Regions from separate parts of the Homo sapiens genome. Here region 2 is linked to region 1. A link is an interaction called in ENCODE POLR2A ChIA-PET data of the cell type or tissue named here. Cell type or tissue: HepG2. All regions are shown on one strand.

What was found. ChIA-PET counts read pairs that join two places held together with the same protein. Peaks named below come from ENCODE experiments on the same cell type or tissue, not always from the same donor. Only the 100,000 strongest peaks of a DNase experiment are listed, where the experiment ranks them.
Region 2: POLR2A ChIA-PET joins it to region 1 with 5 read pairs; 1 of 35 experiments calls an interaction of 5 or more read pairs at or near these places.

The regions. Positions count from the first base shown.
Region 1 is chr10:44,924,425-44,926,924 of GRCh38, reverse strand. All of the region lies in intron 1 of TMEM72 (transmembrane protein 72), which reads right to left. The region is part of intron 1 of TMEM72-AS1 (TMEM72 antisense RNA 1); the gene reads left to right. Among named protein-coding and RNA genes, the nearest start is that of TMEM72, 14 kb to the right of the region's middle. In HepG2, a CTCF peak has its summit at 1,552 (motif pointing right); a DNase peak (open chromatin) is centred at 1,534; H3K27me3 peaks cover 205 bases.
Region 2 is chr10:44,194,170-44,196,669 of GRCh38, reverse strand. No RefSeq gene overlaps it. Among named protein-coding and RNA genes, the nearest start is that of LINC02881, 97 kb to the left of the region's middle. RefSeq lists a cis regulatory region at 398 and enhancers at 314-483, 2,164-2,500. In HepG2, no CTCF peak of the experiment used is centred here; a DNase peak (open chromatin) is centred at 979; H3K4me3 peaks cover 425 bases.

The DNA of each region.
Region 1 (2,500 bases):
TTCCATCGCCTGGTGTCTCAAGCTGAAGGGGGCCCTTCGTCCAATGCTGAAATGCCTCTTCTAGAGAGCAGGGAAGAGCCTTGCACTGAAGCTACCAGCACTCCATCCCTCGATTCTGGGGGTGGGGGGTGGGAGGGGCGATCATGGAGATATGGGGCCGGGGAAAGGGGACAGAGCACTTGGATCTAGGCAGGTGAGAAGAGGCGGTTATGTTTTCTGAGCAATGGATGGAGGGCTCTGGGGCTCCGCTGTGCTTCATGGGCGACTGCCCACATTAACGTGCCACCAGTCCCTTGGTTCACAGGAGGCGGACACCGAGTCTCCCACTCTCTCCAGGTTCCAGCTGCCCTGCTGGCTCACCTGGGGCGAGGACAGATGATGCTAGTGGGCCACATCCCCCTGCAGTGTCAGCCTAACTGAAGAGTCAAAACTTACAGAGCACTTCAGAGCTTCCACACCATGTTGCACACGTCCCGGCCCTTCCAGCAGGCCTGTGGCACAGGAGTCCCACTCTCTCCATTTTACAGAGGAGGACAGTGAGGCTCAGTGGCCTGTGTAGTTCACTCAAGGATACATGCTGGACAGTGAGGGCCTAGAGACCAGGTGGAGGCAGCCAGCTCTAGGTGGTGCGCGGTTTCCTGCTACCCACTGCTTTCCAGCCTGCGTGCGTGCATGTGTGGACACGTGTGTGTGTGTAGGCTTGTGAGTGCATGTATGTGTGAGTGTATGTGTGTGTGTACATGTGTGAGTGTGTGAGTGTATGTGTATATGTGAGTATATATGTGAGTGTGTGAGTGTATGTATGTGTGTATGTGGGTGTGTATGTAAGTTCATGTGTGAATGTATGTGTGAATGTGAGTGTGATTATATATGTGGATGTGTGTGAGTGTGTGTGTGTGAGTGTATGTGTGTGAATGTGCATGTGTGAATATGTGAGTGTGAGTATATATGTGCATATATGTGTGTGAGTGTGTGTGTAAGTGTGTGTGTATGTGTGTGAATGTGCACGTGTGAATATGTGAGTGTATGTGAGTATATGTGTGATGTGCAGGCAAATGGCCATTTATTTGGTTTTCGCCATGTCCTATTATCAGCACCCAGCATTCATTTGCTTGTTTAATCATTGCAGCAGTCCTATGAGAAGGTACTCTTGTTATCCCCACTTTACATAGAGGAAACTGAGGCACACAGAATGTAAGTAATGTAAGTCAAACCAACCAACCAACCACGGATGGAGGCCCAGGTCAGATCCTGAGTTTCAGTCTTTCATTTTCTAGTTCATAGCATAGTCACCCAATCTCTCTGAGTCTCAGTTTCCTCATTATCTCCTGCACACAGTGGTCATGAGGACCGTAGTGAGCTAACTGATACCAAGCGTGTCATGGGTGCTCAGTGAATCACTGGCTGGGGAAGAAGTGCTTCCTGCCCTGGGCCTGGGAAGGGGTGTTCGACTCCAGGCTGATGCCTGCATTGAGCACTCTGTAGGACAGGCATGGGCTCCACTTACGTGACACGTCATGTTGGCCAATTTGCAGGGGGCTTGTGGCAGACGACCAGCAGATGGCAGGAAAGGGTCTTGGGAACTCAGCTTCTTCCCTGACCTGCACCTGTTTGGCATGTGGAGAGCTATTTTGATGCCTTTTGTTTTGCACTCTTTAGACAAACAGAGGGTCAGCGGTCAGAGGGGCATTTGAGGAACACTGTAGAGAGAGTGCTGGTTTGCATAAAAAAAATGGCAACAGAGAAATGAGAGCCGGATGGAAATCCCAGTTCTGTGTGTTATTACATACAAGTGGCAAGTACTTAACTCATCCAAGCTGTGTTTTCTCATCTGTGGAAGGGGCAGAATAAGTTACAACTCACAGTCATTGCTTGGATTGGAGAAAATTGCTTGGATTGGAGTCTGAAATGCACGGCTTAGTGCCTGATAGATGTCAGGTGATCAATGCAAAGAGGTGACTCCTTCCCCCAACTTGGCCCTGGCAGCTTTGCCAGTGTCCAGTCAGCCACTTTGTACTAAGGGGCGTGAGGTCACTCCCACAAGCTCCCTCCAACCATAGCCAGCAGGATTCTGCCTGCCGAGACTGAGGAATGCCACCTGGCGGGAGGAGGAGAGTGTGGGGAGCCAGGAGTATGGCTCCTCAATTTACCCAAGGCGGAAGAGGATCAGTGGGGCGCTCATGGGAGGCTGTAAAGCCCTTTGATATCCAGGCCAACGGGTCACCGCTTTCTGCTCAGTCCTCCCACTTTTGGGGTTCGTGTTCCTGGATGCAGAGCATGCCAGGTTGAAACAACACGGACTCGCACCGAGTCCCTCCTCTGTCCCCTGCTCTGTTTGCCTCTGGTCTCAATGTTCAGGCAGCTCTGCTGGGAGCGGCAGGCCCACCCTCCTTGGGGGGCGGCTCCTGGCCGCTTCTCCGAGGCCCACCTGGTCTTCTGTGGTTACCGGTTGGGCCAGGCACTGGGCTCATGGCTGTGGTATGCTTAGTCCAGCAGGAGA
Region 2 (2,500 bases), 730 kb after region 1:
AAATATCAATTCAATCACTTCTCTGACAAGAGTCCTTGCTGGAGTTGCTGTTCCTGCCCTCGTGCTCTGATGAGGAAACCTGAGGGCGCAGAGGCTGAGGCCTTGCTGAAGGTTGCATGCCTGCTGGCTCCGGTGACAGCTCACGCTCTTGTGACCTGCAGGCCAGCTCTCCTCTCCTCCTCTCTGCCTTCAGCCCCGCTCACCTGCTCTCCCTGCACTCCCTCCAGGGACTCTTCTCATCCCCAGATCTCCACTAGTTCCTTTCTTTCATCACATTGATGTCTATCTTGTGCCAGGCCTTGTGTACAAGCTGGGACCCACCACAAGCTTTTCAGACTTGGCTGGCGCCCGGTGGGCTCCCAGTGCAGAGGGAAGCATGTGAGTAACCAGGTGTCACTGCCCCTGAGGTCTACTCAGCACCTCACAGCCCATGGATACCTTGCAGAATTAGTACAAGCTGTTCCTTTCTCCAAGCACATAGCAAATCCCATCACAATGTGTACCTGTGACAACCCCAAATGTGAACTGCATTCTGTGTGAAGCCTCCACAGCTGCAGGTGGAGACCTACAGAAGGGGCATATGGGTTGGGGGCCTGTCCAAGCCTGGGGAAGGGTCAGCCACGCTTCTCACTGGAGAGCACCTCTGCAAAGTGCCAGCTTAGCCGTTCCTTTGTGATAACAATAGTGGAGCGTTCTATGCCCTTGTCCACACCTGGGTGTTTACAGAGGAAAATCACTAAAGAGCATTTGTGACTATGACCACATAAATACTGTTCGTGACAGAATCCACACTCAGTCCTTGGGCCACTGTAAGGAGCATGACTCTAGAGCTGGACTTGAACTTGGACACCAGAGTTCTATCTGCTCCAAAACCATTAAGTTATTCTGCCTTCCAGTTTGCCAGGATGGGCTGGCAAGTTGTTTCAAAAGTAAACACAGCAGAGTCTTTTATTTTTTTAAGCAATGTTAGATGTTTCCTGTTCCAAAGTGCACACCGCAGCCCCTGGGCTCCATGCCTGATTTTCTCCAGGGCAGACATCTGGAGGATGACTCAGAGACCCACAAAAAGAGATGTCTGCAGGCTGGGCCCTGCAACCCTGGGCACCCCAGTGGGATACCCCAGAAGTGAGCAGTTATTATCTCTTGTGTTGACAGTGGCATGTGCTGGAGCCATCCCTAAAGACTAGAGGGAAGGAAGGAGAGGCCCCCGGCCCCTCCTGAGAGGCCACTTAACTTCCCCAGCCACTGTGGGTCAAATGGCTTTTCTTGTTATCTGGAGGCCTGGACACTCACACTAGTGCCCTTATCCTCTTCCCTCCACTCGCTCTCTTTGTTCTAAGCCTTTCAATGCTGGGTCCCCTGCTTTGTGGACCATATAGGGATCTGGGCATTTTCACCTCCCACCTCCTCTGGTTCGCTCCTCTATCTCTCTCTGCGAGAGAGGGAAAAGAAAGCAGAGTGAGGACTCAGGCACCACACAGATAAGCCTGTCTGACACGCCTGGCTCATTTTCTGACAGAACAGCAAAAGGATGGAATGGCTTCAGCTCTGGGTTCACCTTGCCTGACTCTTCTTCCAGAAAATTGAAAGCAGCAGAGGACCCACAAGATTACTGTCATGAGCCCCCAACAGTCCTATTACAGAGGGAAAGAGCAACTGAGGCCAGGTTGGAGAAAGGACCGCTTCCCAGTGTGGGCTGAACTTGTCCCACAAAATCCATGTGTTGAAATCTTGATCCCCATTTCACAGAATGAGACTGCATTTGGAGGGAAGACCTTTAAAGAGGTGATTAAGGTAAGATGGAGTTGTTGCGGGGGCCTAATCCCATATGACTGGAGTCCTTATAAGAAGAGGATATTAGGACACAGGCACACACAGACCACGTGAAGATACAGGGAGAAGGCAGCATCTGCAAGGCAAGGAGAGAGGCCTTAGGAGAAACCAACCTTGCAACACCTTGATCTTGGGCTTCCAGCCTCCAGCATGGTGAAAAAATACATTTCTGTTGCTTAAGCCACACAGCTGGTGGCTTCTTGTTATGGCAGCCCTAGCAGACTAATACACCCCTAAATTACACAAGAGGAGGTGGCAGTGGAGAAGTCCCTGGGGCTGACCCCAGCTTTCTGCTCTGTCCCACTGCCACTGTTTCATTGTCACTGGAAGCATTTCTCTTCTCTTTTAGGGAAGCATGCAGCACATGTATACACACATGCACACACACACACACGTGCATCCTGAAGGATAAGTATGTAGTTATTCAGGTGGAGAAAAAGAATAAGAAATTATGTAAAGGAAAGGAAACAGCTCCAGCAACATGTGGGGGAGCTGCAGCCCTGTGGGTGGGCTCAGGAGAAGCCCCCCAGCTCTAGGCAACCTTAGGAAAAGCTGGAGAGGGTCAGGAGACCAGGTGAGAGGCAGGCAGGGTGGGACCCAGGCACATCCAGGTTCCAAGGGAGGATCTGAGACTTCATCCTGCAAACAATAGGTTCCATAAGGGATT